Linked DNA regions of Mus musculus: region 1 is linked to region 2. The links are chromatin loops, found by intact Hi-C in ENCODE. Cell type or tissue: heart. All regions are shown on one strand. Each heading gives the region's core, and the rest is flanking DNA. Links, peaks and the distances in the headings are about the cores only.

The links. Peaks named below come from ENCODE experiments on the same cell type or tissue, not always from the same donor. Only the 100,000 strongest peaks of a DNase experiment are listed, where the experiment ranks them.
Region 1: it touches region 2 in a loop (2.5-fold over the local background); 5 of 42 quality-filtered maps call a loop at or near these places.

Annotation. Positions count from the first base shown.
Region 1 is chr13:24,470,236-24,485,531 of GRCm38, forward strand. Cmah (cytidine monophospho-N-acetylneuraminic acid hydroxylase) reads left to right here. Exons shown (of 17, transcript NM_001111110.2): 17 at 1-7,054. Among named protein-coding and RNA genes, the nearest start is that of Gm22013, 8.9 kb to the right of the region's middle. In heart, for the core only: a CTCF peak has its summit at 11,829; a DNase peak (open chromatin) is centred at 7,566; H3K27ac peaks cover 2,120 bases.
Region 2 is chr13:24,329,036-24,344,331 of GRCm38, forward strand. All of the region lies in intron 1 of Cmah (cytidine monophospho-N-acetylneuraminic acid hydroxylase), which reads left to right. It overlaps Gm11342 (predicted gene 11342), which reads right to left. Exons shown (of 4, transcript NR_167750.1): 3 at 8,217-8,347; 4 at 7,664-7,916. Among named protein-coding and RNA genes, the nearest start is that of Cmah, 9.3 kb to the left of the region's middle. In heart, for the core only: a CTCF peak has its summit at 9,013 (motif pointing right); a DNase peak (open chromatin) is centred at 9,456.

The DNA of each region.
Region 1 (15,296 bases), core at 4,206-12,205, 140 kb after region 2:
AAAGCCAAGAATGAGCTCTGCATGGGAGATAAAGCCTAACAGAAGGAAAAGTGAGTGTCAGCACAGTAGGAACAGGAAAGGAAGGCTACCAGACTCCAGCAGCAAAAAAGAAGAAAGCTAGAGAAGACATGTGGGCTGGGAGGAAGGTGGGGAGACTAGAAGAAAATGGGAATGAGAAGATGCTGCCGGTAGAGAGAAGAATGTAAAAATGGCTCTTGTGTTCTTTGATAGATCCGTACCCCAGGCAGCTGCAGGACAATGTTTTCAGCTTTTCAGAGAGCTCTTGGCACCATCTACTTCCCATCTCACTAGAACCGAAATGACTTTGATTCTGTTGTGAAATGTGTCAATTAATGAAGCCCGGGGGTCCTAAGAGTCTTACACGCGTTCGCCACCGGCCAGGAAAGACGCAACAAACCGGAATCTTCTGCGGCAAAAGCTTTATTGCTTACATCTTCAGGAGCAAGAGAGAGAATGGTGAAACCCCGTCCCTTTTAAGGAGAATTATCCTCCGCCTAGAACGTGTCGCTCCCTGATTGGCTGCAGCCCATTGGCCGAGTTGTCGTCATGGGGAAGGCAGAGCACATGGAGTGGAGAACTACCCTTGGCACACGTGCAGATTATTTGTTTACCATTTAGAACACAGGATGTCAGCGCCATCTTGTAACGGTGAATGTGAGGGCGGCTCCCCACATAAGAGTTCAATAGATCTTTGATTGATGGCTCATGAGAATTGGGCTGCCGACTGTAAGTCATCAATAAATTCCTTTACTATCTAGAGACTATCCATAAGTTCTGTGACTCTAGAGAACCCTGACTAATACAACTAGTTAATAATCTTAGGGAGAAAATATTTTTAAAATCTATAGAATATTGTTGTGTCTGGCCAGCAGATCACAACCTGGGTTCTAGCCTGGAAAGGCATTTTGGAAACCTGGAAGAGAAGAGGGGCTAGGCGGTGAGAGAAAGAAATGCAGCTAAGACAGGCATTCTGATCAAAGCTCAATTTTACTGTTCTGCACGCAATTATAAAGCAGGGGAAGGGGGCCCGATTCCCGCCAATTAATCTTGGGGTCCAATAGCAAGGTGACCACGTGCAAGGCTCTGAACAGCAAAGTGGCAGGTTCCAGCAGTGGGCATGGCAGAATGATTGAGCAGGAAGCTCCACCCCTGAGCAAGCAGGTTTCAGGCTGGGGGAGGGGAGACTACATCTCCTCCCTGTTGTTAATAAAAATAAAAAAAAATAGAAAAGGCTGGCCTGAGGCAAAAAATCAATCTATGCTCAATAGTCCTGCCTGAATTCTTAGGGCTAAAGAAAAAAAAAAAACCTGTCTCCGTGGGATTTCCTATCTTTTCTTATGGTAAACTGTATCTGGCTAAGACTGTACTTTCTATCCTAGTAAACAACTAACAGAAAAGCCCTGAGCTGTAGGCTCTGACTTTATAATGCTAATTAGTACTGAATAGGTAACTTCCTAGTTGAATTTTAAGTAGGGCATTGGAACCCTGGCTAAGTTTGACTGAACAAATTTGAAATACACTTTATTAAGAATAACACTGAGTTGATATTCCTCAGCATTTTTGGATGACAGGTGGGAAACAGGGAGGAAGGGTATGACCGGCTCGGTAGTACAAGGCCAATTGTCTTTTTTAGGGTGGGAGACTGTGAAGGGCTTGCCCTTCTAACAGTACGGTCTCCAACCTCTCTCCCCCCTATTAATTAAGTTTAAAAAGGCCACACTTAACTGAGGTGATCAAATGATTTTCTCATCCGTAGATGAGTGAGCTTTTAACCTTGGCTTGGGTGGACATTGACCCGATTCCTCTCGTGGGTGCTGTTACGACCCACACCTGTGGCTCTTGGTATCTTTTGGGGAGGGGAGGCAGAGCCGTAGATATTTTTGTTTTTTAGCTGTAAATAGATACCAACCTCCGTCAAACCGGGTTTATCCCACAGGAAACTCAGAAATGGTCAAGCTGGACCTTCCCCTGCAGTAATTCTCTGCACCAAGCCATACCCATACTGTATTTGTAAGATCACGAACCAGTGTGCACAGTTCTGAGGACTGTGCAGCTCCTAAGGGAGAATTGTCAACCTCAGATTTAGCAAGGCCTAGGCAAGAATTATGTCATTAGTAACACCACGATTTGTGGCTAAAATAGGAGCTGGAAGTCGTTCCTCTTCATCCCTGTTATTCCCATAGCCTGAGGAACTAAGGACACCTTGCAGTAACAGCAAGGGTGAAAAGCCAGAGGCTAGCTAAGGGACTAAGCCCGTCTATCAGAATAAAAACCAATCTCTATTAATATTAGAAATATCTACTTTCCTAGCCCTCTTGGTAAACCTAAATTTTAACTCAGACTGAAAGCCACATGCTGGAATGTCCTTGGAATGAAGATAGCATTTGCCACCTGTGTGCTCTTGGGGGCGGGGGATGCATGCCCACTGTAGTTCTGCTGAAGGTGTAGATTGACCTGCTTGAAAGACAAAAATCTTAGAGAGTGAAGAGTAACATCACAAAGCTTCTTTTGGGGAAGTTCAGGTACTTTATTCATTTGCAAATTGTAAGGCTAAGGCTAGTCTCAGGCCTCCTGTGGGGGAGCTGGCTCAGAGAGTAGCAGGAAAACAGCTTTCCTGGGAGCTTTAGTTTCCAGCTGAATTTTAAGCAAAAGAGGAATTTTAGTCCTCAAGGTGATACTTATAAGAAGATTCAGAATCTGTGTTCATCTGACGAATTAATCTCTCTGGCAGCCACCATGCTCTATCTTCATCTCGTGAAAAAACACAAACTGAGCCCCTTCCCCAGATTAGAACCGGATCCGGACCCTACTATTTGCTAGTCAGTGGGTCCTTCCATTTTACCAATGCATAAGAATTAGAAGTAACTAGATGCCAGTGGCAATCCACTGCTGACTGACCTTTAATATTGGTTGCAAAATATTTAGAACAAATAAGGTAAAGGCAAGATGAGCCTTTGGTGACCTTGGGGGATGTGCTCTGAATTAACTTTGCTAGGTAATTTAGAATATAGGAATCTCTAACGTTGGACTGAATATTAGACCAGTCTAAGATTGAGTTAGAATGACTGGTCACACTGAAGAAAAGAGAAAAATCATTATGACTCTATTAAATGACTAATTTTACCAAGTCAGTATGCACAGTCTCTGATGAACTATTGCCATAAAGTTAAAAGGCTAGAAGCTAGTCTAAACTGGAAAAATGACAAGCAAGGATGGATCTAAAACATGAATTTAATTTAGTTTTTTAGTCATTTCAATCAGAACACTGAGTCAACTTACCTGCCAGCTCGTCACACGAATTAATATGCTTCTGCAGCGTTCTGTGGAGAGAACCTGTTTTTTCCTTTCCTAATAAGGTAGCTGTTTTAGGATCAATCTATAAGCCAATAAGTAGATCCCTTTAAGATACTATAAAGCATTTATTAAATTCTTTGACATTTAAATTTCAAATTTCGAAAATAAAGGTATGATTTAAATAGTGTGTATGGGAATGCACTAAATAGTATGTACGGGGATACAATTTCTCTCTTTTTTGTCTTTTAAGAAGTTAAAGTTTTAAAATTTCACAATACCTAACCTTTTGAATTAATAACTTGTTGACAAAACATTTTAAATACTTGGCTGTAAAGGGGCAGTGACTAATTGCACTTTCAATCATTTTTCTTAAGGAGCGGTTGTAACTAGAAAGCTTGAAAAGTTATTAAGAGTCACATGTGCATAATTTATTTATTAACTAGAAATATGCATAAGCAATTGCAAATTTGAGAATTAATAGTATCTGAGGGATGAACAATTTTAAGCAATTGTGAGCTCAGAGATATGGCATTGACTATTAATATACAAATTAAGGTTTGATTGTTCAGCATTTTAAAACACCATCTACAGCACACAACTAGATTATTTGTGCTGGAACAGGGGAGACTGTGTGTCTTAAGACTCTGCCCCACAGCAGCTAGTTGGGCCCACGTGGGCCAACAATCGGCTGGGAGGATGAGAAAAACGACTTTACAATAATGTTTTTTCTGGCCAAAGAATTGTCTTGGGCACAACTAATATTTAATTACCAATGAATATAATTAATAACAATTATAAAAGCTTTATTTTTTTGTAAAACCTTTTGTAGTAAACTAAAACCCTCAGTAATAAAAGGATATTGTCTCTGAATCTCTTGGGTGAGAGCAAGGATTTAAGGTAAACTTTCTTTAAGAAGCATTAGTTAATAAAATACTTTCCACTTAGGAAAAAATATACACTGAAAGATTAAAACTCTTGGCTTCTTGTATAGAAGCAGAAACAATAAAAATTTTTCTTACATAATGTAAAGTTACATTAGCCATACCTAGAGGCAGAATTTTCTAGTGATTACAGTTCACTAGAAGCAAAACTCTTTGAATTTAAGCATTATTTTAAACATCTGAATAGATCTGTAACACTGTTAAAAAGAAATTTTCTTGAACACAGGGAAAAACTTTCTCAGGCACTGTTTGCAAAACACAAGAAGGCCACAAGCCACTCTGGGGCTGCCCAGAGCCCTGTATTGACTCAAACGTAAAATACTTTTTAATCTGAGCATCCTGGCCCTCCTGTAATAAGGACTGATTCTAGAGGAACAATTTAACTGTCTATGCCTCTAATTTTTGATACTCTATCTTAAGATGACTTACAGTTAAAACGTTCTTCACAACTTTAGTGTTGTGAAAAAATTGCCCATACTGCAGTTTCCTGCCAGGCAGCGACTATAGCCAAACTGATTGTCTAATCTATTCACAAAGACAAACATAACTAGATAACTCTGTCACAGTTTTTATGAAGTGAGCTGTATTAGCTCTCTCATAAGATGATTACTCTTGTAATAATCTTAATTAACAATATATGGGTGAGTAGAAAATCTTAAATTTGCCAACTGCAAGCTGCAGTCAATGGAACACTGGCAGTTTTAACCATAATTTTTAAGTTTTTTGTGCAAGGTTAGGATAATACCTACAACCTTGGGAAAGCAAAACCCAAGTTTAAAACAATTTATCATCTTTAAAATCAATATTAGAAGCATTACCATCATATTACGAAGTTTGGCTGCCAATTAATACCTATGAATAGCTATTAAAGCAAGCTTTGATGCTTTAATAAAGAGGCATTGCTTTAAATCTTATCTTAAATTTTACTATTTAGGATAGGAACCACATTAATTATTATCTAAACTAGAAATATCTTTAGAGACCCAGCCTCTTGGCCTGCCTTATGCCACGTGTCGGAAGGACTCTAAACTTGAGTTATCAAATTTAACACTAACCATCTGTAGCAATGTAACAATTATTAATCTTAACCAACAACTTATGAGCTGAATGTGAAAATATGCAGAGCACATTTTCAATAAAAAAGGAACCAAATGAAGCAGTTACATTTAGACCAATCAGAGAATATTAATTTTTGTAGCTACAATCATAGAATAAAAGGAACTTTACCATTTGTCAAACACATTAATCATGAACCATTTATCAGCTTTTTTACTCCAAAACTAAGAGGCTGTACACTCGCCCTTTTCTCCTAAAACGAACAGTTTTTCCAGCAGGGGCCCTCCTGCCATGTGTTTGATTCCTAGCTGAAGCACGTGGCAGCTCTCGGCTTTGCAGATAAAGTTTTTTATACCATCTTTATTATCCAACATAAAACATAGAACATTCATTCATACAGACAGGACACGAACATACATGAATTGAACACGAGAACAGATTGGTGCACCAGACATTACACGAGACACAAAAGGGACAGAGTACTCCTGCTATAAGGCCCAGAGAGAAATTTCTCTCTGCTTTTTTGGGACATTTTCCTCCCTCATGATGCAGTTTTTATTAACTGCGGCAATCCGCCTGATTATTAATTTCCTTTTAATAAACCCTTTCTTTTCTCACGCCTAATGTAGCTTCGGAGAGCCACGGCCTGTTACCCAGCTCCTCTTAAGCTTCACTGCTGAACCTAAGTGAACCAGTGCTCGGGTTTAACGCTGTTTCAGTTTAGCCCATACTGACCTTCTCTGGTATGAATTTCCTTTATCCTTTAATTATTTCATGGAGCTCCAAACCAGCAGTGCCTCTTCCAAAAATCCTTTGCCGTTTCTCAGTCCCGCGTTGGTTCGCCAAATGTTGTGTCTGGCCAGCAGATCACAGCCTGGGTTCTAGCCTGGAAAGGCATTTTGGAAACCTGGAAGAGAAGAGGGTCTAGGTGGCAAGATAAAAAAATGCAGCTAAGACAGTTATTCTGATCAAAGCTCAATTTTACTGTTCTGCACGCAGTTATAAAGCAGGGGAAGGGGGCCCAATTCCCGCCAATTAGTCTTGGGGTCCAATAGCAGTATGACCACGTGCAAGGCTCTGAACAGCAAAGCGGCAGGTTCCAGCAGTGGGCATGGCAGAATGATTGAGCAGGAAGCTCTACCCCTGAGCAAGCAGGTTTCAGGCTGGGGGAGGGGAGACTACAGAATATAAGAATCTCAAAATGTCTTCAAATATAACTACAGCAAAAAGGCCATGAAAAAGCACCCCTTTTAGAATTTGAAAAACATTGTTTCAATGTTTAAAATAGGCAAATAAGTTGGCTGAGGGCTTGTTTGTTTGTTTTTCTGTCTATTTGATTGTTTCTAATGTACTGATGTATTTCTAAGGAACTGTAATTGTTACCCAGGGTTCTCCTTTGCACGTTGTTTTTCCATCCTGCAGTCAAGTGCACTCTCTGCCTCTGTCACCTACCTCTTGAATTTGACTTCAGAATCGCTGCCTAGCTCTAATCAATGAAAGACTATCTCCTTCTCATTAAAATGAGCAACAAGAATAGTTGACTATTCTTGTTTATATCATACTAGAAAAAATTTAAATACTTGGAAGTCAGAGATTAGACTTTGTAATTTATACTAGAGAGTAAATTATTCAGTTACTACTAAAATAATATAATGTTTATCCAAATATATGTTCAGATATATATGATGGGCAAATAAAAGATTGTTTTAAAAATAAAAGTTTGTTTTCTCACTCTGTAGCCCAGGCTGATCTCAAACTAGTGTCAATCCTCCTGCTTCAGTTGTCCAACTGCTGAGGTTGCAGGAGTCACCACACTGGACTAAGATCTGTGTCTTAGGATAAAAAGTCGCACCTTTCTCCTGAACTCTTAGAAACGCTGCATTAAATAAAGGTCATCTTGGTCACCTTTCCATTTCTCTTCCTGAGATCACCAGTCCCCTCTGCCCTCTGGTGTGAGACTTCCTTCTCTCTGGCTTAAGCAAAAGTGGAATCATATTTGGTAGGCATTTTTCATATCCTTTAATGAAGTTTAAAGGAAATGTCCCCTTTAGTAATGAGATACAGAAAGGATTGGTGGGGGGAGTAGGGAAGGAGGGAGGGAGGGGAAGAGAGGGGGGAGGGAAAGAGGGAGGGAGGGAGGGAGGGAGGGAGGCCTAGGCTGGCCTTAAATTCCTGTCCTGCCTTTTCCCCAGTGCTGGATCACATGCCTGTGCTAATCATGTGCCGTTCGTGTGTGCCTTTTTTAGTACAAAGAGTGACAGAGCCACAGAAAACGTACAGTCTTTAAATAAATAGCGCTGGGTGACTTGGATGATAAGGGTGGGTAGGACTGGGACTCACTCCTAACCTGGATAGAGTCAAGTATATATATATTTTTAACATGAACGGAACCTGTCACTTCTAGGCAGACAAAATGACAGTATTTCTGGGACAGAGTGGAAAGGAAATGCTCTGAGCCCTGAGAAGATCGTGCCCACCTCTGGCAGCTGTGTGTGCACAGCACAGTACCATAGTATGTCCTGGCTTCCTAGAAGAGACGCTGTGAGCAGTAGAACTCCCCACCAAGACTCTGGAAACTCGTTCTGTTTCATTGATATAACTGTCATTTTCTACCCAAAGCACACTGTGTGCATGGATTCATAGCAGGCTCTGAAATAAGACATGTTCCTACTCTTGTTATTCTCCTTTATCCACACTTTAAGGCAGGCATTCATCTACCATCCACCCATCCACCCATCCACCCATCCATTCCTTCCTTCCTCTGTTTATGTAATGCAAGCTGGCCTTGAACTCCAGATCCTCCTGCCCCATCCTCTCAAGTATAACGATTTGTGTATAGACTACTACACCCCTTTTCAAAGCTATTGCACATCTCTATAGTAACTTAAGATAGTTTGTCCTACTATGGCTTATTTTTGAATATCATGGGCTACCGGGATGGCTCAGTGAGTCAAGGCTTGCAGCCAAGTCTAATCCTCAGAACCAACATGGTGGAAGGAAAGAAACAACTCCTGAAAATTGTCGTCTGACCTCCACATGTGCATCTTGGCATGAGCAAGCACACATGTGCTCCTGTACGTGTGCACACACACACACACACACACACACACACACACACACACACACACCATATCAAAAATTTAAAAAGAAAATTGTAACAGAAAAGTTATTATTAGCAACTGTTTCCCTGTTTGCATGAACCTAGATTGAGGATCTGAGAGTGTGGTGACAGAAGTGAGGAGGCAGGGACTTCTAGAGAGACGGCCCTGAGGAGGACACCCACAGACATGGTGTGGGGAGTTTTAGTCAGTTTAGAGAAACAGAACCACACGCACAGGGACACATATAAATGAGCAAAACAAACAACCCTAGACACTAAGAACCCAGGAGTCAATTCCTAAGGCTGGGTAGTCACAGAACAGAAGTCTCTCACTGGGGGAATGTCCTGTCCAGTAGTTCAGTCCACATGCAGGGTGCTTCAGTGAAGACCAAAAGGATCTGGAGAGCTGCTGGTCCTAGCCCACAAGGAATACTGGGAGAGCTGGTTCTACTGTCAGAGAAGGAATCAGAGGCAGCAACAGAGCACATACCACTCTGCAGCAAGAGGGGAGGTCATGTGAGCAAAAGGTGACCTGACCTTCGTTCTGAAAATAGCCCCTTTTATTTAGTTTCCTTCCTAAATTGTGGCAAGTTGATACCAGAACCAACCACAACATAGGGCATTCCTACAAGCACTTTGTGGAGTCTCCACAGTTCATATGCTCAGCCAATAAAGTGAATGCCATGCACACATGAAGAACCGAGTTCAGATTTCCAGCGCCCATGCAAATCCCTGCGGTTATAGTGTGTATCCATGATCCCAACTGGAGGGGAGTGGGGATGCAGAGATGGGAGGAGCCCTGGAGCTCATTGTCAAGACAAGCCAGCTGAAATGATGAGCTTCAGGTTCAGTGAGGTACACCCTGTCACACAAAATAAGGTAGAGAGCAATTGAGGAAGGCACCTGACATTGACCTCTGACCTCTCAGCACACAGTCACACATCCAACACACACACACACACACACTCAGGTCAAGGAAAACCTGTAACTGAAAGCATTTACACTGATGCCCTGGCTTTCCCAGGACTCACGCCTTCCATGAGCTCTGCTTCTACCAGTGGGGTCACAGCCATCGCTGTCTAGGGCAGTGGTTCTCAACCTGTGGGCCATGACCCCTTTGGAGGTTGAATGACTGTTTTGCAGGGGTCACTTATGTCCATCAGAAAACACAAATATTTACATTATGATTCATAACAGCAGCAAAACTACAAAGATGAAGTAGCAATGAAAATAATTTCATGGTAGGGGGAGGAGTCACCACAACATGAGGAACTGTATTAAAGGGTCCCAACATGAGGGAAGTTGAGAACCACTGCTGTAGGGAAAAATACAGGGATTTCTTCTTCTCTCCCCCACATCCTCCTCCTCCTCCTCCCCCTCCTCCTCCTCCTCCTCCTCCTCCTCTTCCTCCTCCTCCTCCTCTTCCTCCTCCTCCTTCTTCCTTCCCCCCCTTCTTTCTTCTAACTGCATTCCTGGCACATTAGAGAAATCAAGCCAATCTTTTGGTTTCTCTTGCAGACAAATTAGTAGGCTAGTAGTCATCATTTTTGAAGTATTATACTTTAAAAACTGACATGATTTCAACTGGTAATTATCTCCATTAAAATGTATTCCTCTTGTACAAATAAACACCATGTAAATAATAAGTATACAAAAGTAAAATAACAAATGTCGCCACCCATGAAAACAATGTAGGGTTTTTTGTTGTTTACTGATCCAAAAAGGTATAAAGTTTATTTTTAGAAAATTATGTTATAAGAAATATAACTTTTAGGCTGGTACATGCCTTTTCTCCCAGCACTCTGTGGGCAGAAGGAGGCAAGTCTCTGTGAGTTCCAAGAACGATCTAATTTTTATATTAAAATAAGAGAATACCTAATAGTGTGTACACGTGGTTTTGTGTGTATATGCAAGTTTATGTGAGCATGCTTTTTCTGTGTGTGTGTGTCTGTGTGCGCGCATGTGATACATTTAGATTCTTTCCATTGGCTAGAATTCCTGAGGCTGGGTAACTGAACTGTGGCTTTTGCTGACATCGGCTCAGTCTTCCAAGGCATGGACAGGCCTGTGCGTATGACCGCCCTGGAGTCTGTATTTACATAATTTGCATATGCTCCTATGCCTTTGCTGATTTTCCATGGAGTTCCACAACACTGATTCTGCAAAGACTCCTCCCTCTGCTATTTGCAATATAGACTAAGTTCTGATCACATTCTTGCTACGATAAAATATCCTGACAAAGGCGACTTCAGAGCAGGAGGCTTGTTTGTCTACAGTCACAAGCTACAGTTCTCCGTGTTGGAACAGTGAAGCCAGGAACTGGCAGCAGCCTGTCACGTCCACAGTGAGAGTAGAGCGGGAACAAATGGATGCCTGCTTTTGCTCAGCACCCTCTTGACATTTATCTGCTCCCCGCCCCAAACCCTGGGAACAGTGACACCCACAATAGGCAGATCTCCCCACCTCAATTAATGGGATCAGAATGATTGCCCCACAGATATGCCCACAGGCCAACCTCACTCTTCTGCACAGTCCCTCTCTGAGACTCTGTTTCCAGGTAGATCTAGGATGTGCCAAGTTGACAAGCAGACCTGACCATCACAGACTATTTCTCTCTTAAAATACCTTCAGAGGTTGGGATATAGTTCAACAGTACTACATCAGTCTATATAAGCCCCAGGCCATCCCCCAAAAACACCACCACTGTGAATACACTCTCTCGAGTGCACACACACGTACACACGTGCACACATGCACACACGAATGTACCCATGATTTCCTAAATGCCTTAAGGGTAATCATATTTTATGAAAAAAAAAAACCTAACAAATACTTTAAAATATACAGTACTTATACCAATCACAAGACATTAAATTACAAAAAATATAAGACTCTGTTTGACATGTTATTTTGTTTTTAATTAATAAATGTGTTTCTTTTTAGATAGTATATTTATTTGTTTGTTTGTTTGTTTGTTTATGTGTTTGTGTGGTTGTTTGTATGTGTACCACACGCATGTGCCTGCCGAGGCCAGAAAATGGCAGCAGATTCTACAAAGCTAGAGTTACGGGCAGTTGTGAGCAACTGGATATGGGCGCTGGGTATCAAACCTGGGGTGACTGCAAGAGCAACGAGACTCTTAACCACTGAACCATCTCTCAAGCCGGATTTATTTACTGGGAGGAGGGGCCACACATACCCTGCAGGGTAAGCTCTGTGGCAGGCACATCTCTACTCAGCCATCTCTCCAGCAACATGTATTATTATTTTAGCAGTAGAAGACCGAAGACAATTGAGAAAATAGGATAGCTGTCCAGAATGTAAAGATATTTACTTTTTCCTTTGGACACGCTGAACTACTCTAATTTGAGCTGGACAACACACCAAGGCCTGGGAAACTGCAATGAGCCAAAGTTGTCAGTAGGTGACAGAAGAGCACTGCACAGCACCAATTGAGCTCTTTGAGGCTGTTGAGCTGTTTGAGGTTATTGAGCTATTTGGTTGAGAGACTTACAGAGAAGCTATTCTCTTCAGGAGCACCTAAGGGGAGGAAGGCTTCCTTCCAGCACATTCCGTTCCAGGAATCACCCGTTTTTATGGGGAACCACCTAAGGCATTCAGGTTACATCTTGTAAAAGAAGAGCTCTTGTGAGGGCATACGACATCTTCATTCCTTCTGCCTTTCAGATTGAGGATAATCAGATCGTATATTTCTTTTCTAAAACAAGATGTTGGTGTGTAACCCGGGATGCTCTCAGACTCTCAGCTCTCTTCCTCCCTCCATTCCACAGTTCTGAGCTTATAAGAATTACAGACTTACCTCTGATTGGCAAGTGTCTATTTTCCCTGCAAACTCTGAGAAACTTTGTATAGCTGTATCCAAAGAAAGAAGTGTTTTCATAATGCCATAGAGAACAGTTTGAGTTTTGCTTCATTAGACAAAGCCACGTTTCTTCTTGTCTTCTGGGTCATTGCCTTCTCCTGCCTGCTCCTTTTCTAATTGTACATCTTTGGGAGACTAGGCATCAAAACAAGCCTGACTAAGGCCTTTATTTATGGATGTGCTGTCCAGTGAATACAAAAACACTAGAGTCCCTGGCTTAGTCCGGTTTTGTCAACTTGACACAAACCTAGACATTATCTGAGAAGATGAACCTCAAATGAGAAAATGCCTCCATCAGATTGCCTAGAGGAAACTCTAAGAACATTTTCTCCATTAAATATTGGTTTGAGAGGATGCAGCCTAGTGGGGGGGGGGCGTCTGGGTGTGTAAGAAAGCAGGCTGAGCAAGCCATGGTGGGCAAGCCAATGAGCACTGTTCCTCCATGGCCTCTGCTTCAGTTCCTGCTTCCAGGTCCCTGCCTTCAGATCCTGTACTGATTTCCATTTATTTCCGTTCCTTCTCTAGTTGCTCTTCATGGTGTCTTATAATAGGACTAGAGACCCTAAGACACGGGGTTCCAGAGATGGCTCAGTGGTTAGGGGAACTGACTATCCTTCCAGGGGACTTGGGTTCAAATCCCAACATCCACATGGCAGCTCACAGCGTCTGTAACTCCAAGATCTGACATTCCTACATAGACATACACTCAGGCAAAACACCAACACACATAAAATAAAGTAAATAAGATTTTTTTTAAAAAAGATGAAATAGAGGAAACCAAGACACTCCTCTAATGCTGAAAACTCTTTTGGTTTTTTTTTTTCTTTTTATCTTCCTCTTTTCTCTTCTCTTCTCTTCTCTTCTCTTCTCTTCTCTTCTCTTCTCTTCTCTTCTCTTTTCTTCTCTTCTCTTCTCTTCTCTTCTCTTTTTTCTTTCTTCTCTTTTCTTTAGAAAAGAGGACAGTGGATTCTTAGTGTGTTCCCAGCCCCAGCCCATGGATGTTCAGGAAGTGGAGTTTTTGCTCATAAACCAAGCTAGGTGGTGTGGCCACAGATATCACACTGCCAAAGGGCACAGCCCTGAGAGGCCTTGTGTGTTAGTGATCCTCTGGTATTCCAAAGGATGGGCCCTGCCTAATCGTCTACCACAGTGTATTTGGTTATTTGGGGATGGTCCTCTCAGTACAAATCTGTGAAGACCTTTGGTTCATTGGCACATTTATGGAGTCTTCGTTCAGTAGCTGTAATTGACTTGTGTATCCAGGCCCCAGCCAGCAAGAGAAGAGCTTCATTTCTCTCTCCTGCATAAAAGAACCCTAAGGCCACAGTGAGCTGCCTTCCTAAAATAGGTCAGATTCTTGCAAGGCCAGGCAGCAAAATGATGTTTCTAAGAACTGCAGGCCAATGCTTTCCTGGAAAAATTAATTAAAATATCAGCGGCTTCACAAGCCAAGAACAAGCATCGTATGGCCCTCTGGGTAGGAAGATGCTATAAGTATTAGGTTCAATTAGACTTTGGAGTCACAGTGACCAGGACTCTGGGACCATTACATCAGTGAGTCTCCATTGTCCTCCCCCTACCAGTTCAAGTCCTGCAAACCCTGGTGCATCTCCATGGCACTTATGGTGGATATGACATGTCTGTTAGGAATCATTGTCACTACTTTAGCCTTGGATACAGCACACAGAGTACTCATGAAGACAGACTGGCTCCGGCACCATTACCCAGCAAGTGTGGCATCTGTGTGCCTGTCCCAGAAGAGACCTATTCTGAGCTTAGAATTTCCTTTTCCCATCAAAAGGACAAGGCTTCAAACTTCAGTCATGTCTCTCAAGAGTGACTTGGGACAGGAAAGAGACAGTTGGGAGATAGTTGAGTGTCCCGAGTAAGAAGAAAAGGCTGCACTGGGAAACTGAAAAAAAAAATAATAACAATAAAAGGAGGGGGTCCCTCCCAGGGAATTCAGCCGGGGCTGTAAACTTCACAGAGCTTGTTAGACAAAGCAAAAACTGCATAGAAATAAAAATGCAAACCCCAACTTCAGGAGAGGAAGAATTGTGGATCGAAAGGAGAAAGGAACTGGGTCTCCAGAAAAAAGCACAATCCCTAATCTGTTCACAGGAGCCCACGCTCATTGGCACAATCAGCTTGGGGGGCGGGGTGGCGGGGGTCTCACTGACTTATGCTGTAATCGCTGGGCAGTTCCCACCGGGCACTCATGGCTTCTGGAGCTTGTAGTGCATAGACGATGGATTCCAACTTTAAAGGGTTTGACTTGCAATTTTTAAACTTCACAATGGTGCATAAGTGTACTCATTCTATCTTCCCCTTTCATAATACTTTTCGATATGGACACTTTGAAGCTTGGCTTTGTATTAGCAGTTCACTCAATTCCAGGCTAACGTAACCATTAGGGAAACTAGACCAGGCTGGGACATTCCACTTGTTAAGTTTATTTTGTTTGTACCCCTGATTGGCCTGCATATCATCATACAGCCTAGGCTGGCCTTGAACTTGCAGTGATCAATCCTCTTGATTCATTGCCTGAGTACTGAGCTAACAGCCAACAGCCAACAGCCACACTGCACTTGGCTTTGGTTTTTTGTTTTTTTTTTTGTTTTTGTCTTGTTTTGTTTTTTAATGTCTTTATAAATATATTTCCACGTTCATTGCATTGTAGCCCATAATAAGTGAAGATACATGAAGGTAACTGGGAGGGACCTGATGCTAAGTCTCATTCCAGATTTGGATTCAATTTTCTGTACTGGTTTTCATAGCTCCTCGGACCTGCCTTACCAGAGGCATGGCTGACTTTTTAGGGGCAGATCAAAGGAAGGTAAACTTTCCCTCTGCATTGCTGTGTGCCTGCTTCCCAAACACTCCTGCCCCGGCCCCATCTAGTTCCCAGCGCTCCTTTCTTCCTTTGCAGCCAAGGATCCCTGGCCTCTCCTTCCTGTATCTTCTGCATCCATCTCTCCTCTTCTGAACCTCAGAGCACCGG
Region 2 (15,296 bases), core at 4,353-12,352:
CCCCTGTCAAATGCGAGCCTTTTAGGTCCGGTCGAGTACTGTATGCTTGTGCCAAGGTTTCACTGTATTGGTGGAGCAGCTGATCCAAGTCCGGGTAAGGAAGGAGAGCTGTGGGATTTAAGGAAGCAGGCGAGTGGAAAGTAACTTGGCCAGGATTGATTAGTAGGGTCTGATAGTGAGTCATGCAGGCATTACTGAGCCACCTGTCTGGTGGCTGTTTGAGCACCCCTTCGATTGCATGGGGGGGGGTAGCCACAGTTATATTCTTTCCTATATCTGCATCTTTAACCAGTAATGCCGCAGCCACAACGTTGCACAGTCAGGGTGGCCATCCTGCTGCCACTGGGTCTAATTTCTTTGATAGATAGGCCATAGACTGTTTCCATGGTCCCAGAGTTTGAGTCGGGACCCCTTTGGCTATTTACTTCTGCTCGTTGATGTACAGATGAAATGGTTTTGTTATGTCTGGAACCATCTGGAAGCCCCAAAGCAGGAGCTAACAGTAGGTTCTGCTTTATTTTATCAAAGGTCTTTTGATGATCTTGAGTCCAAACAAAGTCTTTGGTCTCTCTGGTGGCCTCATATAAAGGTTTGGCTATTTCAGTGAAACCTGGAATCCATAGTCTGAAAAAGCCTGCGGAACCCAAGAACTCTCTGACCTGTCTTGGACTCTGGAGGGTGGGTATGCTGAGAACAGTCGCTTTTCTTGTTGAAGAAAGCCACTGTTGGCTCTCCTTCAGAATGTAGCCGAGCTAAGTAACCTCGATTTTACAGAGCTGTGCCTTTTGGCCAACACCAGATATCCCACGTCCCCCAGAGCCTGTATGTACGTGATTTGGGGTCCCTTTCTTGCATCTTTCTCCAGTTTCTGCTGCAACAAGGTCATCTGCATACTGAACAAGAGTTATATCTGGGCTATTAACTCTGTGCTCACTCAGGTCCTCATGCAGAGCTTCATCAAACATAGTGGGGGAGTTCTCATAACCTTGAGGCAGGCGAGTCCAGGTAAGTTGTCCATTAATGCTCTTCTCAGGATCATGCCACTCAAAGGCAAAATACTCCTGGCTCTTGGGGGCCAAGGGTATGCTGAAGAAAACGTCCTTTAAGTTCAGGACAGAATGCCATTTCTGATCTGGAGGTAGAGAGCTCAACAGGGTATAAGGGGTAAGGCACTGTGGGATGTATGTCCATTACTCTGCAGTTAACTTTTCACAGATCTTGGACAGGGCAGTAGTCATTGGACTTTGCCTTTTTCACAGGCAATAATGGAGTGTTCCCGGTCAACTCTCATGGCCTCAGGACTCTCACAGCCAGCAGTTTCCAGATATGGGGATTGATCCCCTTCAGTGCCTCTTGGGACATGGAATATTGGCAGACTCTCTCTGGATCTGCTCCTGGATTGAGCTCTACAAATACAGGAGGTCGATGTTTTGCAAGTCCCATTCCTCTGGTCTCTGCCCATGCCCGGGGAAATGTTTCCAGCCAGACATCTAGGTCTTGTTTGGGGCTGGCTGGTGATTCATACAGTCTATATTCAGCCTCAGAGACCAGGTTAAGTGTCAGCACCTGTATTGGATTTCCTTTCCAGTCTGTTAGCCAGACTTTCCCAGGGTCAAAATGAATCTGAGCTCTCATTTTTGTTAGTAAATTTCTCCTCAACAAGGGTTATGGGCATTCAGGGATCACTAAAAGGAGTGGGACACTTGTCCAGTTCCCAAGTCCTTTGAGTAGTCCATGAATTTGCTTGGCGCCTGTGGCTCCCTGGGCCCAGGATTTTTTACTAGACAAAGGCCCTTCAGCCTTTATGAGCACCGAATGTTGGGCTCCAGTATCCACCAGGAAGCTCAGAGGCTCTACCCCAACTCTGAGGGTTACCATGGGCTTGGGGAGGGGGTCTGAGCCTGATCCCCCTCAAGTCTTCTTCAGTGACCATGATCTTGTTTTTAAGCTTTTTCTTTGGGCACTCTCTGGCCCAGTGTCCTTCCTCTTTACAGTAAGCACACTGATCCTTACCCAAGGCTCTCTCTGGGTTCTGGCTGGCAGCTTTCTTTTGGCTCCCTCCCTTCTGCAATGTTCTGGAGCTGGCGCCTCGTCTATTTCTGGTCTGAATTACCAAGGGCTAGCAGGATTTTTGCTATATCTCTGCTTAACATCTTCCCTGGGTTGGCCTTTTCCTCATCTTTAGTTTTCCTGTTATGGTACACTTCCTCTGCCACTCCCACTAAATCTCTCAATGACTTTTCTCATAATCTCTGTAGTTTCTGTAACTTCCTTCTTATGTCCGGTGACGATTGGTTTATGAATGTAGCACCACTGTATTTGTGTTTGCCAAATCTTCAGGATCTAAGTGTGTGTAACAGCGGAAAGCATCCATAATCCTCTCAGGAAACTCTGCAGGGTTCTCATTATCTCTCTGCCTGACATCATAAACCTCAGCCAAATTGGTGGGTAGCTTAGCAGTGGCCCTGAGACCCGCCATCAGAGACTGCCGATAAACTCAGAGACAATCCCTACCTTCTCCCGTGTTGTAGTCCCAGGCTGGTTTTCTGAGAGGGAGCCCTTCGTCCGTGTCTGCTGGGTTTTGGGTTTCTTGCAATGATTCCTTGTAGCCTAGACTGAGCTTCAACTGACTGTGTAGTTGAGAATGACCTTGAGCTCCTCAAAATGTTTTCATTTATATTTTAAAAGTTTACTTTGTGTTAAGGGGGCTGCATATGTCACAGCACACGTGTGGAGAGCACAGGACAACTTTTGGCAATCAGTTCTCTTCTTTCACCTTACGGGTCCTGGGAATTGAATTCAGGTCACCAATTGGGCCTGACAGCAAGTTCTTTTAGCCACTGAGCCATCTCTATGACCTGTAACCTGGATCAGCAGATTTTCTTCAGTGACAGAGTCCTGTGTGGGAGGTGCCAGGGGATGAAAGATAAAGAAGATAGAAGAGATGGACTCAGGAGGTCTTACATATGCTGTGACGTATGCCAAGCAAGCTTAAGAAGCACAGCATCTTATATGCTATTTACGGGAGAGAAATGGGATGAACCCAGCAGAATCTGTCATACAGTGGACCTGACCTCTGTAAGCAGAGCTTCTAGAAGCTGCTGATGCATGCCATAGTAGGCTGCTGGTTTGTGGAGGTGTGGCTTCAGCAAGTTCTTGCTGGAGACCTAATGCAAATGGCTTGATGGATTTGACACACCTGAGTTGATGCCACTGAGGCTGATGAAGCTCTACTCTGTTCTAGTAGCATGCCTTCTGATGTAGAACACGGCAGGCAGAAATCCCAGGGAAGCTCACTCCATAGAGGTATAAAAGCTGTAGCCAATAGGACGTGCTGGCTCACATCTGTAATCCCAGCACTCAAGAGGCTGAGGTTTGAGAGTGGCTGTTAGTTTGAGGCTAGCCTGGGTTTCATAGTGAATTTCAGGTGTGAGAAATTTGTCTTAAGCTGGTTTAGTAATTGCCCCTGCTTCTGCTCATAAACCCTGCCCCTTGCCATTTATTCCTGTTGGTTAGATTAGCTTAGTTTTTTTTTTTTTAAACATGTAATCAGCTTTCCTGCAATGGTGACTCACTGCTGAATTGGAGACCGTGTACACTCATAAATTTTGGAATGTTTCAGTGTTTAAACACTGTCACCTTTATACTTCCCTTCTGTTCTCTCCCAGCGGCTTTCCAAGACAGCCCCATCAGGGGTGGACTGTGGGGTGGGACCTCAGACAACGAGGAACAGCTCTCAATAGGGATAAAGGATAGAGGCCATGCTGACCATGTGTGCTTACCCCTCTGGGGTTTGGACCATGCAACCTTCCATCCAGAAGTTAATAAGGCATTACCAAGACACTGTAACTGATGAGGTAGTCCTCTTTTTTACAATATTAAACACATTTCTAACACAGGCTGGCCTGGAATAGAGTGAGAACCCCATGTCAGTTCCAAGTCTGAAATGGAACTTTCCCGTCCTGGTCTTCTGCATGTTTTGCTTATGGCTGTGGTGAATTCCATTTGGGCTAGTTGGAGAAAATTCTGAGGCAATATTGAAAACAATATTTCCTCTGTTATCTGAGGCAAAGGATATAGGCTGTATATAGACTCAGCTTAATTTTTTCTGTGTGTGCACACATATCTGCATATGCAAGTGTGCTTGAGTGTGTGTGTGGGGGGGGTGCAGAGGACAATTTCTCCAGGTGCCTTTCATCTTCTTGTCCGAGACAGCCTGGGGCTTTGCAGAGAAGGATAAACTAGCTGGTCAGTGTGCTTCTAGGGGTCTTCCTGTCTCAGCTCCCATTCCCCCATCACGGGGATTACAAGCATGGGCCACTGCTCAGGCTTCTTACCTGGATTCTGGTGAAGCAATCTCAGATTTCTATGTGCGTGACTTGGGGGTTTTACCAGTTGAGACTGCTCCCCAGCCCATGTCCAGTTTTTCCTTTTACCTTTCCTTGAAAATAGATTTTTTTTTTCCCTCACGCAATATATCCTTTTTACGGTTCTCCCTCCTATACTCCTCCCAGCTCCTCACCATCTGTCTGCCTCTCTTTAGAAAACAAATAAACTTCTATGGGCAATAATAAAATATAGTAAGATAAAACCAAAACTAACACATTGGAATTGGATAGCACAAACAGAATGAAAAGAGACCAAGAAAAGGCACAAGAATCAGAGAGCTTCTTATTTACACACTCAGGAATCCCAGAAAAACACTAACCTGGAAGCAATTGTATGTACACAAAGGACCTGTAGAGTAAAAAGGGAGAAAAGAATAAAATAAGACAAAACTTTAAAAAAATAAGATAAAATTAAAGTGGGTGAGGAGCCCTGATGTGATATTATGAGACAAGGAACCTCCAAAGATGCTGTTGATTTCATTTTCTGTTGGCCATTCACTGCTGGATATGCAGCCTACCCTTAAGAGAAATTTTGTTCCCCCAGTGAGACTCCCTTGGAGGAAACTAAGTTTTCATGTGCAAGTGGTTATCAGTTGGACATAGCTCCTGGGTTATGGACAGGGGCTTCTGTCCACTTCTCCCTTCAAGCTCTAGGATGCCTTGTTAGGGCAGACCTGCAGACCCATGCTGCCTCCGACTGTGAGTTCATATATGCTTTCATCATGTTGACTTAGAGGGTCTTCCTTCCTTGCTATCTTTTATCACTGTAGTTCTTATACTCTTTCTGCTGTCTCCTCAGCAGGATTCCATGAGCCCCATGGGAAGAGATTGGATGGAGACATCGCATGAAAGGCTTAGTGTTCCAAGGTCTCTAACTCTCTGCGTAGTATTTGTCTGTGGGCCTCTGTATTTGTTTCCCTCTGCTGCAGGAGGAAGCTTCTCTGATAATGGCTGAACAAGGCACTGATCTCTGAGTTTAGCATAATGTCATTAGGAGTCATTTCACTGCTACATTTTTTTTAAATTTTTTTTATTTTTTTTTATTTTTTTGTAAGAACAGTAGTATTTGATCTTACCCAAATACTCTGACTCTCTGGGCTATTTGGTTTCAAGTTCTTGGTCACTCAAGTTGTGGATTCCACCTTTTGCAGTGGGCTTTCAGTCTAATCAGATACTGGTTGTTCATTCCCATATACTCTGTGCTTCTAACACACTAGCATATCTTGTCGGCGACACCATTGTTGATAAAAGAGTTTGTGACTGGGTTGATGTTTATGTTTCTTTTTTGACAATATGCAGGGTACTTCTCTGTATCAAAGACACTAACACATCAAGGTGAAGACTCTACATAGGCACCAGTTCAACGTCTCTGTGTTCAATGAGTTGTGTAGATGTTTTCAGCAATGGGACCTTGTCATCAGATTGTGGAGAGCCACCTATAGTCTTGGCAACAGATTGAATTGTTTAGGGATGCCCATGGAACCCCATTGCCAACAAATCAATTCGATGTAACCCAATCCTAGTACCAGAAGGTTCATTTGGAGACAATAGCTGTCCAATTGGGGCTACCTTACCTCATAATTTGGTAATATCTTTTAGATTATCTTCATACATGTGTATGTTTTAGGAAACTTCTACTGTATTAGGTTCCCATATTACCCCTAAAATGTCCTTAATTTTAGCTGTCTCTTTCTATATTCCCTCTTTGTCCCCCTGTTCCTTCCTCCTCTCCATTTGACCCTCCTATTTCAGCCCCCCCATCTATCCATAACTAAATATTCTAATTCACTTTTTTAGGGGGATCTACTCTCTCCCCTCAGTCCCTTATCTCATACTTAACCTCTGTGGTTCTACAGATTGTAGCTTGGTTACTATTGACTTAGCAACTAATATCCACATACATACCATATTTGTTGTTCTGGATATGGGATACCTCACTTAAAATTATTTTTTCTAATTCTATCCATTTATCTGCAATTTCATGATTTTATTTTATTTAATGGTTGATTAATATTCAATTATATAAATGTATAACTTTTTTTTATCCACTACTGTCAAGGGAGGATATTTAGGTTGTTTTCAATTTTTGGCTATTATGAATAAATAAAGCAGACACGAATATAGTTGAGCAAGTGCCTTTGTGAATGGATGAAGCATCCTTTGGGTATATGTCAAAGAATGGTATAGCTGTATCTTGAGGTAGATCAATCCCACCTTCCCGAGGAACTGCCACACTGATTTTCATGGTGGCTATACATGTCTGCACTCTCATCAGCAATAGAAGAGAGTTACCCTTGTTCTACATCCTTGCCAGCATGAGCTATCACTTGTCTTAGCCAGTCAGACAGAGGTAAAATGAAAGCTTAAAGGACTTTTGGTTTACATTTCCCTGATGGTGAAGGATGTTAAACATTTAAATGTTTCTCAATCATTTGAGTTTCCTCTTTCGAGATTTTTTTGTTGTTGTTATTGTTTAGATCTGTATACCACTTTTTTCTTTCTTTTTCTTTATTAATCAATATTGCATTTCTCACATTTTACTTGTCTTTTAGTGTCTACAATTGAACATTATGCTGGTTACATTTTCAGAGATTCTAATCAATTAGAAGTGAGAAGACATATTCTCAGGGTTTTCTCGTCTGTATCATAAACATACATAAACTTTTTAAATTTAAACAAAATGTAATGTAATGCTGCATTGATAGGCAAGGTTGTTTGACTGTCTCTTTTTTGTTTTGTGGAAAACTTCACATATAAGGAATTCATTATATGATCTATGCTGTCCTCTCTCCCACTTCTGTGTACCACTTTTTAACTGAGGTATTTGTTTCCTTGATACCTAGGATTTTTTTTTTTAGATTTTTTTCCCTATATTTTGAATAGTAGCCCTCTATTAAATGTGTAGTTGGTAAAACATTTTCCATTTTGTAGGCTGCCACTTTGTCTGAATAATGCTGTCCTTTGACATGCAGAATCTTTTCAGTTTCACAAGGTCCAATTAATTAATTGTGGATCTTAGTGACCATGTTAATAGTGTTCTGTTCAGAAAGTCTTTTTCTGTGCCAAAGAGTTCAGGGCTATTTCCCACTTTCTCTTCTATCAGGTTCAGTGTATTTGATTTTATGTTGAAGCCTTTGATCCATTTGGAGTTGAGTTTTGTGTGAGGTGACAGGTATGGATCTATTTGGATCTTCTAGATGCGGCTGCCCAGGTTAACTAGCACCATTTGTTGAAGATGCTGTTTATTTTGTCTCCATTGTGTATTTCTGGACTTCTTTATAGGTGAACACATGAATTCTTTAATAGCACAAGTTGTCTTTGAGTTTCAGCATAGACTTTCTAAGCACTACTATGTACTAGCAACCTGATTTCCCTTTAGTAATCTGAATCTGTCATCCCGGCGACTTGTCATTGTCTTTCTGTGCCCTTCACTTCAGTAGTAGGAGGAAACCCAATAGTTGTTGTTGGCACTCCTGGCCTCCAACCAGCAGAACTCAGCATCATGGAAGGAGATGAAGAATCCTGCAACTGTTAGATAAGAGAATGAGCAGAATTATCCTCCTCTAGAAAGCCAGACTGGCAGGAGGAATGACATCATACATTGCCTGTCATATACGTTTACTAGTGGCTGTCTGTGAGAGCATATTCTTCTAGACTATTATACCCTAACTGGTACATTTAAAACTTGAGTTTTGGTTAGCCCATTCCTAGCCTGTTACCTGGGATCCCCTTGTTTTCTAGGACATGGGTCAATCCAGTGAGATTGAGCAGGTGTCGTGGCACACACCTGTGGTCCTAGCAGTTGGGAGAAGCTGTCTTGGCACACACCTGTAGTCCTAGTAGTTGGGAGAAGCTGTCGTGGCACACACCTGTGGTCCTAGCAGTTGGGAGAAGCTGTCGTGGCACACACCTGCAGTCCTAGCAGTTGGGAGAAGCTGTCGTGGCACACACCTGTGGTCCTAGCAGTTGGGAGAAGAAGGAGAATTGAGAGTTCAAAGTGATTCTTGGCTACATAGCAAGTTGGAGGCCAACCTAAACTATGTGAGCCCTGCATCAAAGTGAACCCTGCCTCAAAACAGTGCTGATAAAAACCAGTGCACTCCACAAGGATGTGCTGTGAAGCAAAAATCCATGGACTACCACGAAGATTGTATTACCATGGTGTCACCGTGACAAAATATCTGACAGAGGAAACTTAAGGAAGGGCTTATTGGGGTTCGTTCATCCTTTGAGGGTATAGTCCATCATGATGGTGAAGGCATGGTAGCAAGAGAGAAAAAGAGTGGGGGGAGGGGGATGGTGGTACTCAAATCACTTTTACTCTCTCCAGAATCTCAGCCCATGAGAGTACAACCCAAGTTCAACGTAAATCTTTCCTTGCAGTTAAACCTCTCTGAGAATGCTTACACACACACACACACACACACACACACACACCTCAGTTTGTTTCCTAGATGACTGTAGATCCATTGAGTTGACAATGGTGAGGAAGCAACACAGGATAGTGGTGTTGTGTGATACGTCCCAACTCTGAGAGCAGATCCAAATTTGGACTAGAATTAATTTTGATGAGGAAGAAACACTCCCCTTTCTGTGGTACAAGAGTCCCATTATAATCTGGGCTGCCACTAGGTGGCAATGGTTCTGTACTAAGGACTCAGCTGACCTCTGTTCTTGACATATGGGTCATCTGATCATTCTTTAAAGAGGGGAGTCACGCTAGCCACCTCAGCCACTAGTACCCCTTTGTATTTAAGGGGGAAAGGCTGATGTAGAGAATGGCCCCTTGTTCATCAGCAGTGGCTGTCTTTTGGGAAGTGTATTAGTTATTTTTTCGCCTCTGTGATTAACAACTCAACAGCACAAGGGTTTATTTTGGTTCCAGGTTTGAGGTTTATAGTAGCAGGAAAGGCAAAATGGCAGAATTGTCTTTGGTGAGGGTGCCATGTAGAGCTTGATACAACTGTGTGCCCACATCTGGGCAGATCAGGAAGCAGAGAGTTGGGTGGACTTCTGCTTAGTTTCCTTCCTCCTCTTCAATTTTAGCTCATGGGGTGGAGTCATTCACATGCAGGGCGGGTCTTCTTGTCTCTGTAATCTTTGGACAAGCTCTCACAAATGTTCCCAGAAGTAAGTCTCCCAGGGTATTCTAAGGTCAGTCAAGCTGACAACAAAGATGAATTACTTAGAATCCAGATACACACTGGCTGTGAGTTTCCTAATACTGTTCTCCATCCAAGAGTAGACGTGTTCCTACTGAAACACGTCAGAAACAAGGCAAGCATGCCAGCAATCAACAGTGGGGCCCCAAAGGGGGAGAGAAAATGTCTTCTCTCAGAAGCCTTGAACCTGCCTGCCAGAACCATTTGCGAGAAAAGGAAGGGTGAAGCCTTTTTCCACTTCCTGAGTTCCCATCTGTCAATGTTCATGGAGTGTTAACCTCTCCTCCTTTTGTGTTGTTTGTGTGATGTTGCTGAGCCAATCCTCAGGGCACAGATGCACCATCAGATGGCACCTGAATGAGATTGGGTAAAGAAGTCAGAAGTGCTGAAGAGCTCCCAGCATAGAGTGTACACCAGGACAGGGGTTGCACCTTAGTGGCAGAGAACTTGTTTATCAAGAGCAAGGTCATAGTCTCAATTCCTAAAACTGCAAATAAGCATTATTGTCAGACAGCTGTAAGAGAGAAAATACTGTCTGATTTGCATAAATATGATTATTTATATAGAAAATCAAAGGGATATCACAATGTAAAGTAATTGATAAGATTGCAACAACCTTTCCAGACTGAAAAATATATGAAGTCCACACTGTATCTGCAAACTCTTTAGAAAAAGCATTAGAGCTGGGCCATGGTGGTGCATGCCTTTAATCCCAGCACTCAGGAGGCAGAGGCAGATCTCTGTGAGTTCAAGTCCAGCCTGGTCTGCAGAGTGAGTCCTAGGAAAGCCAAGGCTACACTGAGAAACCAAAGGAAAGAGAAAGGGGTCAGGGAGGGAGATAAAAGGCAATAGAAAAAAATTCCTGTGTCTGAAACAAAGATGTTAAAATATGATAAAATTCAATGGAGACTTAGAGCTGTTTGCGATGGTGGTTTCTCCGTTCTCTGTGTGTAGTACATTATTTTGTTGTTGTTGTTATTTACGTATATGGGGGAGTATATGTATACTTGTATGTTCAGATACCTTTGGAGCATCAAATCCCTTGGAGCTAGAGGTATAGGCATTTGTGAGCTGCCAGATGTGGGTGCTGGAATCTAAATTCTGGTCCTCATGACATAATAGCATCTTAACCACTGGGCCATCTCTCATTAGTATCCATAAAAAGTGCTTTTGTAAAGGGTATTTTTAAAGGCTTATTTTATTTTTACTTATGCATATACGTATATCTGTGTGGGGTATACGCATATGCCCAAGGAGGCTCATTATTGGGCTCCCCTGGATCCAGAATGACAGGTGACAGTAAGCTCCCAACCTGAATGCTGGGAACTGAACTCCACCCAGTCTTCTGCAAGAGCAGAATACACAGTTAACTACTAAGTGCTCTCTCCAGCCATATAAAACCATTTTTAAGCAATTAAGCTAGAATTTAATATGAATCAATCAGCATCCTGACTTTATTTTCTGTGGGAACTTTAGCTTTGCTCTCCCTTGGATTGTTGCCCTTGTTATCTGGTCAGTGTTTATGGTTCTAACAGGACTGCCAATAGCACTGGGAACTCTCCTGGAAACAAACCAAATACTCAATGAAAGGGAGTCACAAATGGAAGACTAGATACCTATTTCAGTGTTGTGCCTGACTTGTGAATCCTAAAAGGCCACCAAGGAGTCAATTCTGATGCAATCCCAGTAGGGTCTCAAGCTTGAGCCACACAGCTGTCTCTGACACAGCAGAAATGGAGGGTGAAGCCTCAAGCTCTCACCAGGACAAGGTTTTATAGGAAATGGCAAGCAATTGAGGGGGTTTCTAGCCTGGCACACATGTAACTTTAAGTTTTTCAAACCTTATTTTTAATAATGGTTCTTAAACACTTTAACATCCCCTTTAGCCCACCACCCACCAGAGGTAGTGGGAAAGAAAGGATGGGGGTTGGGAGTATGGACCTGTTTAGAAAGGTTCCTTAGGGCAACTCCTATCAGCAGCTTCCAGGTTAGCAACGGCAGCTCGATCCACTCGAAAACATTTCACAGATATGCCAGCAGCACAGTTTCATTTGAGTCGTGATAGCAAACATGAATCAGCAACAGTGGTACTACTTAGCAGAGACAGCCAGGCCTCAGCCTCAGCTCAAGTCAGCAGGAGGGACCATGAGGGACACCAGAAGTTCTCTGCTGTGCCTTTCTTGGGGAAGTTAAGATCAGCAAAGATACAAGACCCACAAGCATTGAACAGCGAGCTCTATAAGCAAACCAAGCTCTGTCTTCTTCACTGTCCATCGAGTCCTATTTATACCCTCCAGGCATCATGTGCCCTCTGCAGGTCTTACCTCAGCACGTGTATCTAATCAGCATGAGTTTGTGGAGTCTTGACAAATGCAGCTCAACTATGCAATGTAAGGCAAACTAATACATATGTGTTGTTAGCAAAGAATCTTTTATCATGTGCTCTTTCATGTTCTTGCTTTAGCAGAATACCCTTTCTCCTGGGTCAGCTTCAGTGAAATGTTCCGTCGTGAGTGTGCCTCAGTCTTTCACCTGTGTTCACTTCAGGAAAACACTCCATCACTTGTTTGCCCCAGCAAAACACCATCCAACACAACTGACTTGCCAAAGAACCCTTAAAGTTTCTACTACTCACACAGCTGACTGGGGGCTATTATGGAATTTTGTTGCCCTTTAAAATAATTGGCTGGTGCTGGGAGTCAAACTATAAACTTAATTTCTGCTTTCCTCCTGATTGGGGGTTCTTAGGAAGTGAAGTGACAGGGGCAGCTTGTAACCTGGAGGTCCAGGCTTGTTGGGGAGTGACCTGGAAACTGGTGCTAGAGAGTTCAACTTTAAGTCAGATTGTCTAAGATGGAGTCTGAACACAAGATCTGGTTGCTGTCCAGACAAGTGCATTCTCACATACACCAGCCTTTGTTGTGGATGTGAGACAAACCTTTCTCCCCAATTTAAAGCTGATAAAAAGCTAGAGCCTGTGATTGGGCAGTAGAGAGAGAAAAATGCAGGACTTGAGGATTGAGTGAGAGGTCTCAGGAGAGACCGGGGGAAGAACAAGGAGAATAGGACAGAGGGAGAAGGAGGCCTCCATGAGTCCAGATGGAGCATGAGCATGTGCCAGGAGAAGTGCACCTTGAAGACAGGCTGAGAGAAGCAGCCGGGGAGAGACTCAAGTGATAAGGGGCATATGGGCTTGGATATAGGTGAGAATAGCATAGATTTTACCCAGTCCAGGCTTACAGCTTGTAAATAAAATACCAGGTTTCTGTTTCTTTTATATGGGCTAGCTAGAATAAATAATTCATTCATATATGGTGCCATGCAACCCAACCCTTTTAATTTCATATTCAGTTCTTAGACAGAGTCCTGGGTGAAAGATGGTTTTCTAGCCAAGAGTGGAGAACCAAAGCATTTCAGAGGCATGGCTCCATTAAGAGAAGCTGCTGCCTTGCAGCATAGCTGGTAGGTTGTATCGAGCAGAGGCTGCACTCAGATTGGAGTCTGAGTGCACTTCCTAGTACGTGGAGGGACTGAATATTACCTGCTAGGTCCTGCAGTCTTCATTGATGCAGCCAGTGGGAAAACAAAATATGCCTTCATGAAAAGCCTGCAGCTGTGCAGGGGCCTCGTGAGAGGAAAGTTTTGGCATAGGTTGGCAAACAGCAGCCCAACCCAGTTGGCACATGGACCCCAGATGACCGCAGAAACACATGCCGGTTCTAAGGCCACAAACCACAGTCAGGCTGAGGGCTGGGCTGAGCCAAAGGTGTGGAGTTAACTGCCATAGATATTTGTTGATCTGAGGAGCCTACAGCTGCACTGAAGGGTAAAAGGAACCTTCCCCCAAAGCTACAAAGGGACTGAAAACCCCAAACTTCTAAACTGTGTATAAAATTTAATAGGAAGAAATATTTACTTTTAAAAAAATGAAAAGGTAAAGTTTCCAAAGGAAGGAGAGAGTTATTTGTTAAGGTTTGGTTGATCACTATGTATTGTAACACTAAATACTAGCTCTCCAAGGTCTGGTTGCCCCTAGGGACAAGGATATCCTCACATACACCAAGTGATGTTTAAAACTATTGGTTGAATAAAGATGCCTATGGCCTATAGCTGGGTACAAGAGAGGTAGGTAGAGTTTCAGTTCACAGGCTTGGAGTCTGAGGCAGAGACCATGAGAGGAGAGAGGAAGTGGTGAGAGAAGACACCATGGAGAAAGGGATCTTGAGGAATGGCTATAAGAGCTGGCCAGTCAGATTTAGGGCAGCCCTGGCAGAACAGGGCAAGTCATATCTCAGGGCTATTGACAGGGAAGTAGACATAATAGCATGAGGGGAGATATCTGTCCAGCTCTAGAGCTTTAAAACTTTTTATCTTTTACTTGGAAACTCAATGATCAAAAAATCAGGTAGAAATCTCCAATTGAGATTAACTATTTACCACGCCAGTTGTAAGTTAAAACGGATTTTTTCCACATTAAAAATGGAAAAGATGGGGGTTCCCGGATTCCACATAGTCTGGTCTACGCAGGTGAGAGTGTGGACTGCAGAGGCTAACAGCTTCTGGGACAGGTGGAAGCCACAGAGCTTCTGGGGCAGACCGTGTTTTGGGCTCCAGACACCAGGGTACCTTCCCTGCCAGAGGAGAGGTGTCCGCCCCACTCAGGAGGGATTTGCCACAGCATCTCGGGGAGCCATCTTGGTTCTGGGATTCTGCCTAGACTACTCTGCGCAGGGGAGAGTGTGGACTGCAGAGGCTAACAGCTTCTGGGACAGGTGGAAGCCACAGAGCTTCTGGGGCAGACCGTGTTTTGGGCTCCAGACACCAGGGTACCTTCCCTGCCAGAGGAGAGGTGTCCGCCCCACTCAGGAGGGATTTGCCACAGCATCTCGGGGAGCCATCTTGGTTCTGGGATTCTGCCTAGACTACTCTGCACAGGGGAGAGTGTGGACTGCAGAAGCTACACAGATTCTGGGACAAACCCTGTTTCGGGCCTTCATCCTCTGCCAAGAGGCAGGTCCGAACACCAGATATCTGTCCACCTTCCCTGCAAGAGGAGAGCTTGTCTAAAGAGTGCTCTAACCACTGAAACTCAGGAGAGAGCTAGTCTTCCAGGTCTGCTGATAGAGGCTAAAAGAATCTCGAGAGGAACAAGTGCTAACCAGAGACAACTATAACAACTAAATCCAGAGATTACCAGATGGCGAAAGGCAAACGTAAGAGTCTTACTAACAGAAACCAAGACCACTCACCATCATCAGAACCCAGCACTCCCACCTCAGCCAGACCTGGATACCCCAACACACCCGAAAAGCTAGACCTGGATTTAAAAGCATATCTCATGATGGTAGAAGACATCAAGAAGGACTTTAATAACTCACTTAAAGAAATATAGGAGAACACTGCTAAAGAGTTACAAGTCCTTAAAGAAAAACAGGAAAACACATCCAAACAGGTGATGGAAATGAAAAAAACCATACTAGACCTAAAAAGGGAAGTAGACACAATAAAGAAAACCCAAAGTGAGGCAACACTGGAGATAGAAACCCTAGGAAAGAAATCTGGAACCATAGATGCGAGCATCAGCAACAGAATACAAGAGATGGAAGAAAGAATCTCAGGTGCAGAAGATTCCATAGAGAACATCGGTACAACAATCAAAGAAAATGCAAAATGCAAAAAGATCCTAACTCAAAACATCCAGGAAATCCAGGACACAATGAGAAGATCAAACCTACAGATAATAGGA